Regions from separate parts of the Mus musculus genome. Here region 2 is linked to region 1. A link is a contact called in ENCODE POLR2A ChIA-PET data. All regions are on one chromosome and are shown on one strand. Each heading gives the region's core, a stretch centred on a gene start or an enhancer-like site at or near the end of the contact. The rest is flanking DNA. Distances are from core to core; before and after follow the strand shown.

Region 1 (7,628 bases), core at 2,503-5,002:
AAATGAGGTGAAAAAGAGGCCTTGGAATTCTCCCCAGTCAAGTCATATAGCAACAGGAATTTCACTGTTGTGGAGACCCGCCACTCCACTAACACCTACCTGAAAAGGTGGGTGTTATTCACCAACCCTTCTGCTCCTAAGGGGCAGGAGTTGGTCAGTCAGTCCCTGTACTTGCTCAGGACCCAGCAGAAACAGATACACCAAGGGTCTGGGCCCTTTCTGGTCTCCCACCAGCTGCAGGACCCCCAGCTCTACAGCTCCAATAGGTCAGACAACTACAGAGCTTGGATCAATTTTGGCCTCCACCAGTTCTTGATGGGCCTCACCAGCTAAAAATGGCTTTTACATTTTTAAATGGTGGTGGTGGCAAGATTTCAAGGAACCATATTTCATGACACATGAAAATTTTATGAAATTCAAATATCAGGGTCCATAAAAAAAGTTTTAAGTGGAACACAGCCATAACCACTTGATTAGCTGGCTTTCCTATGACAACTGTGGTAGTGACAGATATAGTTGGCTAAGCCTATGTTTTCTGCTTGGCCCTCTACTTTAGAGAAAGTACGCTAAGCCTGGCCTAGAGCCTTCTCTGTGCCCTTGGCTGCACTGGTGTTTCTCAGAGTAGTCCAGTGCTTGATCTTGACAGGTGTTCATCTTGGGGCTGTGTGGTCCAAAGTCACATCATCTGTATACTACAGAGCAATTGGTTAGAGTTGGGAGAAGACAAAGTAACAAGTTACTTGTACACATGAGGCTGGAAAGCAAGACCTAGGCAAGAACATTACAGGCTGTACAGCTCTGCCCAGAATTAGACTCCAACATCCAGTTCTGGGTCAGACTCCCGAGGAAAACAACTGCAGAGAATGTGGAGGATAGATGATTAAAAGAGCTAAAAAACCAGACCACTAAAAAGTGTTGTGCTAGGAGAGGCTCAGGAGGGAAGCAGATACAGGAAGACTGGATACATGGGGGGGGGGGGGGGTGGGGGGTTGGGGGAGGGCTGAAAGTGTGAAGCCAGTCTCTCCTGTGCAGTGAGATCAGACCAGCCAGGAATGGGCACCATGATCCTGTGTCAAAAGCAAAGATGAAGTAAACAGGATTAGCTGGCCCAAAGAGAAAGGTAAGCAGAAAATCTGGGATTGTCAAATCCCTCCTGATGAAAATAATTACTGCCTGAAATAATATACTGCAAAATATTGACAAATCTCATGAACAGATGTGATTACTGAAACTTTTGACTTAGGCCAAAACCTAGACTCTTAAACTTTCTAACCCTGTTCAAGGTCTGAGAGCACACCCCTGTTGTCACAGTTTGGGGAGGCACAGGCAGGCAGGACTCTTGAGTTCCAGGCCAGCCAGGGCTACTTAGTGAGACAGTGTCAAAATAAAGAAAGAAAATAGTAAATTTAATTAATGTATTATGTAAATATAAAATCACCTGTCAAACATTGCTCAATACCTTCAACACATCCATTTAGGAAACATCTGGCATTAAATTGCCAAGAAAGGTGTTGGAAAGTTTCAAGATGTCAAGTAATTAAAAGGTACCCTTTCCAAGACTAAAGAGGGAATGATGATGAGCTTAGATCACACAATATTTTATTGAAGGATGCTATACCTACCTAAGCCATTTTAATTACTCAAACACACCATCTGAGGGTACTTTTTCCAGGCTACTGCTCATTAAGACTATTCCGTCTGCTTCTTTAAGGCGATTGCTATTCTGTTATTTTAATCTGGTTCCTGAGTTGGAGCCTGAACTTCATGCTCACTTTCACTTTGTCTTGAAGGTGGTCAATACACCAACTGATGCCATCTAAAATTAACCTCACCATCTCCAAATGGAATTTGACTACAACCTTAATGAAGACTTTTTTCAAGTGCGGTGATAAGGAACACACTCCCATTAAGCTTATAAAACGGTTTAGCAGGTGAGTTCCCAAATATTTCTTTTCATCTGACTGAGGCTAAATTAAGTACCCTGCTATTTATTTCAAAGTGACCAACACATTAACAGTTAGTAATCAAAAATGCCCCATGCTCTTCCCTATCATTAGGTTTTTTTTTTTAAATAAAAACTCTCCAAACATAAAATGATCAGAGTCAATCACAATCTTGCCTTTAGAAATGCAAATTCCGAAACTTTCACTAAATGTATGTTAATTGATCTGAGTTTGTCACCTTAGAAAAGCCAAGGTCTGTACTTCCCTAAGAATGCCCTTCCCTCGGCGATAAACTGCCTCCTCAAACTTTCTTCACTTCCAAAACACCTATACAGGATTTGGAAAATCTTAGGGACTCAATTATTTTCAGGTCACTTATACAATCTTCCATTAACCGTACCGAAATAAACTTTTCACTAAGTCGGTGACTACTTTTAAAGGTAAAACCTGCTGTAGTGAAACAAAGAGAACATAGCCCCCTCCCCCCTTCCTAAACCATATGGTAGTAAATTCAAGTTAACTTATTTTTTCGCCAGTTCATCGCCCATCCATCGGCCTGAAAACACTTGTGCCTTTGTGCCGTGGGGCTGGGACGCGAGTGGTCTGATTCTTAACCACAGAACCCCAGCGTGTTTCCACAGGGCACCGCGGAAGTCCAAACGCCCCCCGACTGGAAGCCTGCTTCGGTGGGCAGCGCACGCGGGTGAGGGCCCGGGACCGGCCGGGAGCAAGTTCCGCTCCGGCGAGGTGACGGAGCAGGGAGTTTGCTCACCGCGGCCGGGCTGGATCCGCCCCGGGAACTTGGCTTACCCGAGCCCAGGGACGCGCAGAGGCCTACCGCGAGGCCGGGCGAGCTCCAGTCACAGAGGGCTGCCCGAGCCCGAGCCGCGGCGTCTTCCCGCCCGCACGGCCGCGGCCCTCAGGCGGGGCCGTCGCTCGCCCGCGGTCTCCCAGAGACCGGACGCGCCCGCGGGGCCCGGACCCCGCTCCCCCTTGTCGCGGCCGCACGCCCGAGACCCGGCTCGGCCACGGCGCCCGGCTCTTCCGGGAGCCGCCGCAGCTAGGCCGCGCCGGGGCCCCGCGGTTCCCCCGGGCGGGCCGGCCGGGCCTCGGCGTCCGGTATGTGTCCCGAGGGCCAGGCTCCCGCCGGTAACGGGCCCCGCCGCTTCCCCTCCCCCTCTCCCGCCCCATGACAGTGCAAAGCCTCCGGCCGCCCGGCCGCCCCGCCTCCGGCTCCAGGCCCAGCTCAGGGCCGCGGCCGCAAGCCACGGTTGCGGCCGCCGCTCCCGCTCGCTCTTCGGGCCGCGGTGGCCTCGGGTTCCCCAGCCCCGCGACTCGGGCCCGGCCCGCGTCCCCGCCGGTGCCCCGCTGCCCTCGGCGGCGCCCGGACTTCGGGCGGGGTAGGCCGAGGCCCAAGCGGTGGGGGCGGGGGCTCGGCTCTCACCTTCATGTCGGGACATCCTAGTTCAGACGCTGGCGGCGCGGCCCCTCCCGGGCTCCCGGCTGCAGTGTGCCCCCACCGCGGGCTCCCGGCGCTGCCCGCGCCCGGCCGGCCGACTCCCACTCGACTCCCGGGCTCGGCCGCGGGGGCGGGGTGGGCAGGGGAGCGCTCCCGCGGCGGCGGCGGCGGCGGCGGCGGGGAGGCGGCGCGGGGCGGGAATGGGGCCGGGCCTGGCCGGGGCTGAGCTCCTCCAGGAGGCGGGTCCGACGCGGCCGCGGCTCCGCCGGCGCCCGCCGTGACTCGGTCACTCTCGGGCCCCCGCCGGCTCCCGGCAGCGGCGCGGCGTCCGCAAATCCCGCTCGTCCCCTCCCCCGGCCCGCCCCCCGCCCGTCCGTCTCCCGGCTCCGGCCGCCGCCTCCTCCTCCTCCTCTTCCTCCTCTTCCGCCTCCTTCCGCCCGCACGCCCGCCCCGCCTCTCGCCGCCCTGAGGCCCCGCGGCCGGCGGGCGACCGTGCTTGGCGGCGGTCCTGCCGCGGTCCCGCAGGCACCCGAGCCCAGCCGCGGCCCGCCACGCTGCGCGTGGGGAGGACGAGGACGCGAAACGCCCCCGACGTGGCTCCCCAGCGCCTGGGCGCGCGGCGGCCGGGCCATCGCAGACGTCCCGGGGACGTGTGTGTGTTTGTGTGCTGCTTTGAAAGCCGGGGACCCAGAAGGGAATGGCAGTCGGGCCTCCGGGGCTCGCGGGTCCCCAGACCCAGGGGGAGGCCGAGGCCTAGCGAGCCGGCTCGGCCGCCCGCTCGAATGCGCTGCGGGAAAAACTTGGTGGGCTTCGGGGGTACTTTGCTTCCGGCTGTGTGTGCAGGTCTTTCCCTCCACCCAGGCTCCTTACAGGCTACTTTCTCTTCAGGCATTGCTAACTCGACAAACACTTGAGACTACCCCTGACCACGTGTCAGTGGTGGCGTGGCGCAGGTAGAACAGATCGCGCCCTGGAGTTAAGACGTGTTCAGCCCTGGGATTCTGGTTCTGATATGCTCGGTGTAACCTTGAACAAGTGACTTAACCTTGCTGAGCCTTCGCTCTAAATTGGTTCGCTTTGGGTGGTTAATTTTGCCTTGGTAGTCTCGAGATTGGACAAAGTTCCCAGCTAAGTTTACTGAAACTAGGGTCCAAGGTACTGCTTGCTTTGGCGATTTTCCTAATTTGCCCACCCTCCACCGACTGTGGGACCTGGACAAAGCGTTGGTTGCCTTAGCTTCTGTGACTTTCAAAAAGGGCAAGCATATCAATAGATGCAGGAGAGATACAGTACCAAGATTCGACGTGTAGAGTAGCAAAGGAAGGACCCTATTTGTTACAATATTTTATTGAATATGATTTAAGATATGTCTGGTTTTGAAAATACTAAAAGGCTTAATCCGAGAGACTACATAGTAGGTCATCCCTGTCTACCCAAGAAACTAGCTGTAATTAAATTGGGGGTGGTTTTGAGGCATGACCTCAGATAGCCCGAGGCAGTCCTTGAATTGCTCAAGTAGCTGATTCTGACCTTCCCATCTCCCAGGGGCTGGAACGAAAGGCATCTTCCACCACACCCCCACCTAATTTGGGTTTAAATGAGGACTAGATAACAAATATTTCTGTTTCGGGTGTGGAATTCCGCACACTACAGACCGGCCTGAGGAAGACTATGCCTAGTAGGGCTTACAAAGGGAGAGCAGGGTTTGTAGTTAGCCTGATCGACATCCTGGTTAGTGGGTCCTTTCTGACAACCCTACACATTTTATTATTGGCAAGTGATCCTGGGTGTAAGCCAGTTCCCTGAACTTGAGCTGTGAAAGTCAGGCTAGCAGCTCTTAACGCATACACAGGTGGTGAATAATGGTTTTTTATAAATTTGTATCAAAGTTTGTAAGCAGTTCTGTAAAAATGCTGGAGCATTTAGAGTAGCCAACAAAAGCAACACTTCCAGAAAGGAATACCAGTAAGTATGGAAAAAACTGGGTGAAAATAGAAAGGAGACTATTGAGGAGGAAGAAGGGGCTGGAGCTGTGAGGTGAAGTGTGCCCCAAGTCCCAAGTCTACGGAAAAGTCACTCAGGGTTGTGTACAGGCATGATGCTAGGGGAAGAAACATTAAAAACAAGTCTTACTGTATTGAAGGGTTAGCTAGTTTTTTTTTTTTTTTCACCTGCCTCTGCCTCCCAAGTGCTGGGTTTAAAGGCCTGTGTTACCACTGCCCGGTAGGGTTAGCTAGTCTTGTTCATGGGAGGAAACATAGCTTGGTCTGACCTCCAAGGGACTACCATGTTTTTTTGACAGTGATTTCATTGTTAGTATCCCAGCTTAGCCGTGAATCTCCAGCTCTTCCTGCCCTAGATCTCCTTCCCATGCCTCCTTGGTTTCCCCCATGTCCAGTTGAAAGTCACAGGTATCTTTACCAAACTTACTGTGTTCCATAGATGGCCCAGTTCTAGTCCTTAAAACAACAGTCAGATAAATCCTAATGAGATTTAAATACCATCAGTAGATCAGCAGACAATAGCTGCACCTTTTTGTGTTTTTCTGTACTTCTTTAAGGTTTTAAGATTAGGGGGAAATGAGCCAGGCGTAGTGGCACACATCCTTTAGTTCCAGCACATGGGATGCAGAGGCAGGCATAGCTCCCAGCCTGGTCTCCATGGAGTGTTCCAGGACAGTCAGCAGAGCTACACTGGGAGACCCTGCCTCAAAAAGACAAAAAAAAAAAAAAAAAAAAAAAAAGATTAGGGCAAGTGTCCAAGAGAAGGGCCAGAGAGATGGCTCAGCGGTTAAGAGCACTGACTGCTCTTCCGAACCCTGAGTTCAATTCCCAGCAACCACATGGTGGCTCACAACCACCCGTAACAAGATCTGGCGCCCTCTTCTGGAGTGTCTGAAGACAGCTACAGTGTACTTACATATAATAATAAATAAATCTTAAAAAAAAAAAAGAGTCCTGTCAGTCCTGTTAAAGCATGAAATAAGTCACCTGGACACAAATGACGTGAGCAATCCTATGCAGCAGAGTGAGGCTTGGGGAGCTAGATAGTCTACTGAGGACTTTTGAGATCATATTCTCTACTGTACTTGTAATCTTGACATTGCTGGGTATGCTTGTCAGAGTTCTGAACTATGAACCTGTCCTTAAGCAAGAAAATCAATAGTGTCTGGGCTCAGTGGCTCAAGCTGTAATCCCAACACTCAAAAGACAGAGTCAACCTGATTTACATAAGAGATTTTTACCTCAAACAAAAGTATGACTAGAGGTAACTCAGCAGTTGAGCGCACAGAAGTCAGATGGCCTACAAACACCTATAACTTCAGTTCCATGGGTTCCAATGCTCTCTTCTGACCTCTGCAGGCACCCTTGTATGTGAGGCACACACACGTAAATAAAACTCAGGTGTCTGGGTTTGGTTTGTTAAAGAAAAACAAGTTCCAAGCCAGCCATCTCATAAGGAAAAAGTACTTTGAAAAAAAAAAAAGCAAGGTGGTGGCACACACCTTTAATCCCAGCAGGGCCATCTCACTCAGAGTTCAAGGCCCTGGTGTTCCAGGACAGCCAGGTCTACACAGAGAAACCCTGTCTCCAAAAACAAAAGACAAGCAAGAGCCAGGCATAGTGATACATGCCTGTTCTGGCATTTAGGAGTCAGGACAAAGCCAGCTAAGCTGCACTGGTACAAACAAAGAAGCACCAAAAGGTCTGGGGAGATGGCTCCATGGCTAAGAGCACCCAAGAGCAACTCACAGCACCCAGGTCTGGCTCTTCACAAAAGGTCTGGGGAGATGGCTCCATGGCTAAGAGCACCCAAGAGCAACTCACAGCACCCAGGTCTGGTTCTTCACAAAAGGTCTGGGGAGATGGCTCCATGGCTAAGAGCACCCAAGAGCAACTCACAGCACCCAGGTCTGGCTCTTCACAAATGCCTCCAACTCCCGTTCCGGGCACCTGTCACCCACCCTCTTCTGGCTCCAGAAGCACCAAAACACCTGTGGCATACGCACATAAATTGAAAGTTAAAAAACCAGGTGAGTTCCTGCGAGCTGTAGGTAGGGCTGCTGTTAACAGCCTGACGTGCTTTCCGCCATCCCGACTTTCTGCTGTGGCCCTTTGTCTCCGTGTCCCATGTTGATTCCTGCCTCTGGGCCCTGCACCTGCTCTCCATTCTGTTTATTGGGAGTTGAGATAATTCAAGCCCCAGTTTAAGTCCATATTCCTTGT
Region 2 (7,628 bases), core at 3,801-6,300, 300 kb before region 1:
CAATTTTTTTTATTAAAATTCTATCTCAGTAATATTTGGTAATTCCTGGTGTTATATATAAGGAACACTTCATCTTTCTCGTCTACATTTCAGTCCCCTTCCAGAGACTTCCCTTTAGAAGAGAGAACAGTGTGTCCTTTTCTGAGCATGAGATCTCCCTGGAGAGCCCAGCAAGTGCTTTGTCTGTATTCTGGCCTCGGAATCCCCATTTCTGGGCAGCAAGATGGAGGGGATGGCCCAGAATGTAGGGCTAGCTTCCAGGCTCACGTGGACTTCCACTGTGACTGTGCTGAGCAGGAGGCCTCAGGGTGGTGGCCAGTGTGCTGCTTAGCTGTTAGCCAACATGACATAAAATAGAGCCCTCTTTGAAGAGGGACCCTCCACTGAGAGGACGCCTCTGTCATACTGATCTTTAGACAAGGCTGCTGTTTTCATTGTTTTGAGACAGGATCTCAGTATGTATCCCTCGCTGGCCTAGAACTCACTACATAGACCGAGGTGTTCTTGAACTCACAGAGATCTCTGCCTGTCTCTGGCTTCTGAGTGCTGAGATTAGGTACGGGTACCACCCTGCCTGCCTGAATTTTTCTTGACTAACAAGTGTTGAGGGAAGGTCCAGCCACTGTGGGCAGTGCCCAGTCAGGTGGTCCAGGGAGATAGAAGAAAGAGGCTGGATGTGAGCCAGAGGAGCAAGCAAGTCAGGGAGCAGTGCTCCTCCACGGCTGCTTTAGCTCCTGCCTCCAGACTCCTTTCCTAAGTTCCCCCAGCGACAGGATGTAAGCTGTGAGGTGGAATCAACCCCTCCTCCCTCCCCAGGCTGCTCTTGGTCATGATATTTATCACGGCAACTAAGACAGTCTGCCAGTGATGGACAGGGAAGAGGACAGGGAGTCTGTTGGTGAGTCCATGCCAAACTGATTTCTTAGGGAATTTCGGATGCTACCTCCTTCCCCAACCTCAGCAAAAGGAATCAAGGCTCTGGGAGCTATTCAGAAAACAAGGTACCATCTGCAGAGTCTGCAGACAGAAGCTTCTGTTTTGAGCAGGGTCTCTGTAGCTCACGCTGACTTAGAACTCATCGTGTCGCTGGGGACAAGCTTGCATTCCTTATCCTTTTTTTGCCTCTACCTCCCAAGTGTTAGCATCACAGGTGTCCCACCATGATGGCCTAGACCCTCCTGCCTCTGTTCTCTGTCTGTCTGTCTCATCCTGGAGATGGAACCCACAGCCAACGGTTGACTGCTGAACTACACCTTCAGCCCGGCATCTCCTACAACAAAGATATATGATCGTTTCCCCACACTATTTGTAAGACCCCACAGTCTCTGTCTCATACATCCCAAGCCAGCACCTTCCTTCCAGAGTAGGAGCACTCACCTGCCCATCTTGAAATTCTTTCTCAATAAAAAAAGAGCAAGATGTTTCACTCATGACTCATGTTCAGGTGGGTCTTGTCCTCGGGTTCTAAAAGGGGCTCAATACGACAGCCTGCGCTGCGGCCCGAAGTCACCAGGAGAGACAAGCACTTTATTTTCGCCTTCCTTCTCAGCAGTCATTCAGGTTCCAAGGAAAAATAACAGTCCCTCTGTGCCATCACCAAGGTGCAGGAGGTTTCTATGAGTCCTGAAAGGAGCCCCTGGGAACCGTGGAGCCTCAGTCTGGAAAAACAGAAGTGGAGTAGAGGGACTGGCTTCATCATTCAGTCATGCCTCTCTGTTCAAGAGGGAAAAGACTCAAAATCTTTAAGCAAGTGTGAATTAATTCTAAATAAACAAGATACTTAGCCAGATGTCTACTGTTAGTAAACAGCACACAGCATGGGACTGGAGGGATCATATAGAGGATTGGAGTGGGGTGGATTGTAAGTGTCTGGAAAACAGTTCACTGTTTTAAGAAGTGGGGTCTGTTTCTGGCCACAACATCACTGAGACCTTGCTGGCTTATTGCGGGGTAAGACTGACTGGCGGTTGCATTGGCTTTGTTCAAATCCTAGACACAGGTAGAGCTGTGGGCCTTACAGTACTAGACCTGTTTCCTGGAGTGATAGAAAAACTCAAAATGCAATATGATGTCGTAACCTTGCCAAGCCAAACTGATCAACTCTCTGTGTGTGAGAAACTGTGTGTGTGTGTGCGTGTGTGTGTGTGTGTGTGTGTGTGTGTGTGCAATTATGGTGCAGTGCTGGTGCTGGGGATCAAATCCAGGTCTTCATGCATGCCAGGTGAATAGTCTACCACTGAGCTACATCTCCAGATCAGCTCTCGTGTGTGTACACACATGCATATGTGTACAGGGTTCATGTGTGTACAGGTGTACACATGTGCATGTGAGCGGGTGAAGAGGACAACTTTAGCTGTTGTTCCTCAGGCTCTGTTCGCCTTAATTTTTTGAGACAAGATCTCTTTTATTTGCCTGGAACCAGATGAGCAGGTTAGGATGGCCAGCCAGTGAGCTTTAGAGAGCTGCCCATTCTCCTTCCTAATGTTGGGCTTACAAGTATGTGCTACCACACCCAATTTTTTAAAAAGTGTATTATTTTCATTTGTGTACTCCTCTGTGTGTGTGTGGGTGTGTGTGGGTGTGTGTGGGTGTGTCTGCCATGTATGTGCAGATGTCCATAACACATTGGATTCCCTGGAGCTGGAGTTACACATGGTTGAGAGCTGCCATGTAGGTGCAGAGAGCCAAATTCTGGTCCTCTGCAAGATGTTCTTAAGTGAGCATCTCTCCAGCCCTTCTCTCTCTCCCCCTCTCTCTCTCCCTCTCTATAAGGACTCAGATATACAGAGAAGTTCTTATGGACGTTCTTCAGCCTGGCCTCATCCTTGCTATGTAGCTGAGGCTTGCTTCTACTTCTCAAGGGTGGAGACAAAAGTCCTGTTCTTTCATCTTATGGTGCCTGCCTCAGGAAGAGGGCTGGACAAAGACCCCATCACATCAAAAGTCTGTGTCACGAGGAGACAGCCTTCTCATGAGCGAGCACCTCTAGGTCTTAGGGGGACGGATTGATGTGAGAGAGTCAAAACAAAACACAAGGCCTGGGATACAGATCAGAGGTAAAGCTATTGCTTACCACAAGTGACATCTGGGTTCAGTCCCCACAACTGAAAAAAAAAAAATAAAAACCAGAGATCATCCTCAACATGGTGGTGTATGCCCGCATGAATGTATGCCCAGATTCCTAGAAATCTGGAAGCAGAGGCAGGAGAATCACTGTGTATTTGAGGGCAGCCTGATCTACATAGAGTTCCAGGTCAGTTAAGACTACCTAGCAAGACTCTGTCTCAACAGAAAACAAAGCAAGGGCAGGTGAAATGGCTCAGTGGGTCGAGGTGCTTGCCAGCAAACTTGATGACCTAAGTTCAGTCCCTAGAGGGACCTAGAAGACTGGTAGAAATAAAGAAGCAATTGTCTTCTGACCTCCACACACGCACCATGGCACACACCGCTCTGCTCACCCAGATAAAAACCAAAAAAAAAAAAAAAAAAAAACACACACACACACAAGGGGCTGGGAAGATGACTCAGTGGGCAGGAGGGCTTGCTTCAGGGTAAAAACCTGAGTTTGGCTCCCTAGCACTCTGGTCGATGGAATTAAAAGGATTGCTGGTTGCTGGGCCTAGTTCCACATTCAGTCAGAGAAGCAATTCTACCAACTTCAAAGGTAGAAGGCACAGAGTGACAGAACAGGCAATTTACAGTCCCCCTGATCTTTCTGTTCCTATATGGGCATGCATGCTCACACCCACACACCAGAGAGTCAGTGTGGAAAGGCTGGGACTGTAACCTAGTGGCAGCAAAGGAGGCTCAACCCCTGATATCGAGGGGGAAAATGAGAGTGGATGGTTCTCACACAACTGACAGTCATACTTCACAGACTCAGAGGACTAAGTCAGTGGGGAGGCCCTCCACGGAGCCAGTCCTCCACTAGGGGACTATGATTTACATTCCCCAAGGACTGACTGCCAGTAACAAACAGCTTTTGGGCTCGACGCCTGGCTGCCTGTGATCTAGAGAGGATGGTGGTAACGTCCTCCCTGAAACACCCCAGGAACTAGCTCCCCCCCCCCCTCCCCAGAACCTCAGCATCTACCTCTCTTTTCCTTTCCTTCCATCTCGGCCTAAATGACAGCATAAGATACACACACATCAGATAACCTGGCAGGGTCACAGGTAGGACTGACAAAGTCTCGGGAAGGCTCTCCTGTTACTGTGGGGAAAACGAACCAAGTAGCATAGAAGCATGACCTGCTTTACATACCGGACTGGAGCACCGCTGGGGCCTAAAACAAGGACAAAACACTCAAAGTTACGAAGTCATTCCTCCTGATAGTGGGTACCTGAGGAAATGGGCCTCCTATACAAACAAATCCCTCTTAAGTCAAGTACGTATTTCAGACCTACTTTCCTCAAAGGGCAACATTAAGATGGTAGGATATCTAGACTGTCTGCTGGAGCTTAAACTCTCTGAAAAGCTGATTTAGAAGCTGGTGCGTCCTTAAATGCAAATAAACACACAGGATGATCCTTGACTTAGTCTTTCTTGAGGCTTGTCCTAGGTGGCTTGCACTTTGAGAGCCTGATAGAGTAGTTACGATTAGGGGAATCCACCTAGGGATAACGTCGGTGTGAGGCTGCCAGTCCTGGGCTGACACAGGTTTAGGAGAGCTCCTGTGCAGGTCTCAACAAGGTCTCAACTCAGATACCCAGACAGAGGCTGTGTGGGCACAGAAACTTTGTCACTGCTTGGAAGAGGAGAGGGGAGGAAAGCAATGAACTGCCTCCGAGGTTCCAGCGAATCCAACACGGAAAAGGCACCAGAACCCAGGTCTTCTCTGCCTCCCAGACAGGATCTCTCTCAGACCTGCAACTTTCATCCTTGTTGTGGTCCCGCGGTGACCATTTCCACCAGACATCGTCCTCCTCACCCTCACCTCCCTCACCAGACCCCTTGCTCACCGGACGCGTCCCCAGCGTTCCGGTAAGGGGGGGATCCCACATCCCCCTTTTCGCGCAGCCGTGCAGTGTCGCCTGTCTCGCGCTAGAACTACATTTCCCATTAGGCAATTGAACTCCTGCTCTGCAAAGATCATACGGAGGTCCATAATGGACAATCTTCATCAGTTTTGAGCAGGCGTGAGTCAAAATGCTTCGGCTCCTCCAAGTCTGGTATTACTCCAAGGACGAACTAGAGGGGCGGGGCCTCAGCTATAAAAGCCGAGCTCAGCGGGGAAAGGACGCGGTCTTCCGAGCCCTGGCAGCAACATGTGGATCACTGCTCTGCTGCTGGCCGTGCTGCTGCTGGTGATCCTCCACAGGGTCTACGTGGGCCTTTACGCTGCAAGTTCCCCGAACCCCTTCGCCGAGGATGTCAAGCGACCGCCTGAACCCCTGGTGACCGACAAGGAGGCTAGGAAGAAAGTTCTCAAACAAGGTCAACTGATGGGTTTCAGGCCTGCTCTCGGGCCTTCTGCTCATGTCTCCCCATTAGTAAAGTGCTGGGAAAACTTCTCTTGCACACAGAGGTTCCATAATTTAGTGTTCTTTGCTTCTGAAAGGGTGCAGGCATTACCCTTGGCACGCCAAATTCCAGCCCCGCCAGTTGGAATCTTTTCAGCTCACGGCTTACACAGAATAAGAGACCTTTCCCCTACTTGGGTCTGGAGCCAACTTTTCCCTATACTTCTGTGCATGCTCGGGGGCACAGGGAAGCAGCACTGAAAGTTTTCCTAACAAGCGGGTTGCAGGCAAAATGTAGTCCAGTTCATAGAACTGAAGCTTGATAATAACTTCGGAATTTCAGTACTGGCTAGGGATAAGAACTCCACTCTCCAGTGAACCATCTCTAAAGCACGTGTAGAGTGCTCCCAAGGTTTGTGTTTTTGAGACTGGTCTCACTTTTGTACTGGAGTTGGCTTTGAACTCTCTTCGCAGCCCAGGCTCAAACCCGGAGCAGCCCTCTTCTTCTGTCCCCAGCATGATGAGATAGATTACAAGCATGCACCAGCATGTCTGCCTTTCAACGTTTTACGGAAGTGTTGGAGCTGGGCATAGTGGTGCAACAATTTAATTCCAGTTTGGACTACACAATGAGACCCTGTCTAAATGCACACATCAAACCCCAAAACAACCAAAACCCCCAAATGCAAAACTTTCAAAAAACAAACAAGGATCACCTCTTTGACCTCCAGGAGCCTCTGACTTGTAAATTTTAGCCAAGCCTAGGCTAGCCTTAACTGCACTATTTTTTGGGGACTGACTTTGAACTCCTGATCCTTGTGCCTCTACTTCCTAAGAGGCACCACACCCAGTTATTTTATTATTGTTATTGTTTGTGGATTGGGGGAGAGGCAGGTCTCATACTTGTAGCCCAGGCTAGCTTATAACTTGCTATACAGGACAAGTGTGTCTCAAATTCACAGTGATTCTCCAACCACCATCAGCAAGAGATTACAAATGGTGGGATTACAGATGTGAGCCACCATGGCTTGGATGGAGATTTTTTTTTTATTTTATTTTTTTTAGTTTTTAGTTGTTTGAGACAGTGTTTCTCTCTATAGTTCTAGATGTCCTGGAACTTGCTATTGCTATATAGACCAGGCTGGCCTTGAACTCACTGAGATCCTCCCACCTCAGCCTCCTGAGTGCTGAGACTAAAGCTGTGAACACTTGGCCTTGGGCAATGATGTTTAATGAGCAGATTTACTGGACATAGTGGCACATTCCTGTGATCCCAGCGCTGGGGAGGAAAAGACAGGTGGATCTCTACATAGGGAGTTCCAGCCCAGTTAGGGCTACATGTGTAGTGAAACCGTGTGTCTTAAAAAACACGAATCAATAAAATCAAAGAAAGTAAGTAAATAAAGGAGGAAAGGAAGTAAAAGACTGGGAGAAAACAACAAATCCCAGGTCTTGTGTTGACCGTGCATTCCAGTTTGGTTCTGTGAGGTTCCCGGCACACCAACCTTCCTCCTTTTCTGAGGCTGGTGCTGTGACCTCTCAGAGTAGCAGCCTCTGAGCAGCTCTGCCTGCTCCACCTCCGTTGGCACTCAGAGACCTTGCTTCTTCCAAAGAAACCCAGTTCCCTGAACCACCAGCGTCCCCAGCCCCCACCCTGAGCCTTATTGCCTTTTCTTTCCTCGCTTGCATTCACAGAACTGACGTTACAGCCCTGTGCAGTTGCCATCTTTCTGGTTTTGTTCTACAGTAGCTAGCTGAGTCAGTCCTACTTCCTTTGAAAGGTATCAAATCCCTCAAGTACACTGTAGGGGTTAAGACTCATCACTGCTTAACCTGCCTGTCTGGTCCGAGGTATTCCCTGGTAGAATGTTTTGAGACATCTTAGTCAAGAGTAAATAAACTACCTTAAAAGAAAGGTCTGCCTTCCCTCTTGTTTTGAGACTGGGTCTAACGAGCCCAGGCTGGCCTCCTGTGGGATGATCTTGGCCTCCTAATGCACCTTTCAAGTGCTCCCATCACAGGAGTACACCACCATGCCCAGCAGCCGTAGAGACTTCTTACCGAGTACACGTTAGAGAAGGACCCCGGCTTCTTTGACTTGACTTTCCTGCCCTCGTCTGAGAAGCTCACCCTTCTCCTCCCTTCTACAGCTTTCTCAGTCAGCCGAG

Evidence for each region. ChIA-PET counts read pairs that join two places held with the same protein, here RNA polymerase II (POLR2A).
Region 2: POLR2A ChIA-PET joins it to region 1 with 11 read pairs in embryonic stem cell. The contact joins the promoter of Elmod3 here to the promoter of Kcmf1 in region 1. POLR2A ChIA-PET finds 5 or more read pairs at or near these places in 2 of 5 experiments (Patski and embryonic stem cell).

What each region holds. Positions count from the first base shown.
Region 1 is chr6:72,896,227-72,903,854 of GRCm38, forward strand. Kcmf1 (potassium channel modulatory factor 1) reads right to left here and starts at 3,753. Exons shown (of 7, transcript NM_019715.2): 1 at 3,388-3,753. The coding sequence starts at 3,403.
Region 2 is chr6:72,593,363-72,600,990 of GRCm38, forward strand. It overlaps Elmod3 (ELMO/CED-12 domain containing 3), which reads right to left and starts at 5,051. Exons shown (of 12, transcript NM_001253692.1): 1 at 4,960-5,051; 2 at 1,378-1,658. The coding sequence starts at 1,431. Retsat (retinol saturase (all trans retinol 13,14 reductase)) reads left to right here and starts at 5,240. Exons shown (of 11, transcript NM_026159.5): 1 at 5,240-5,434; 2 at 7,611-7,628. The coding sequence starts at 5,266.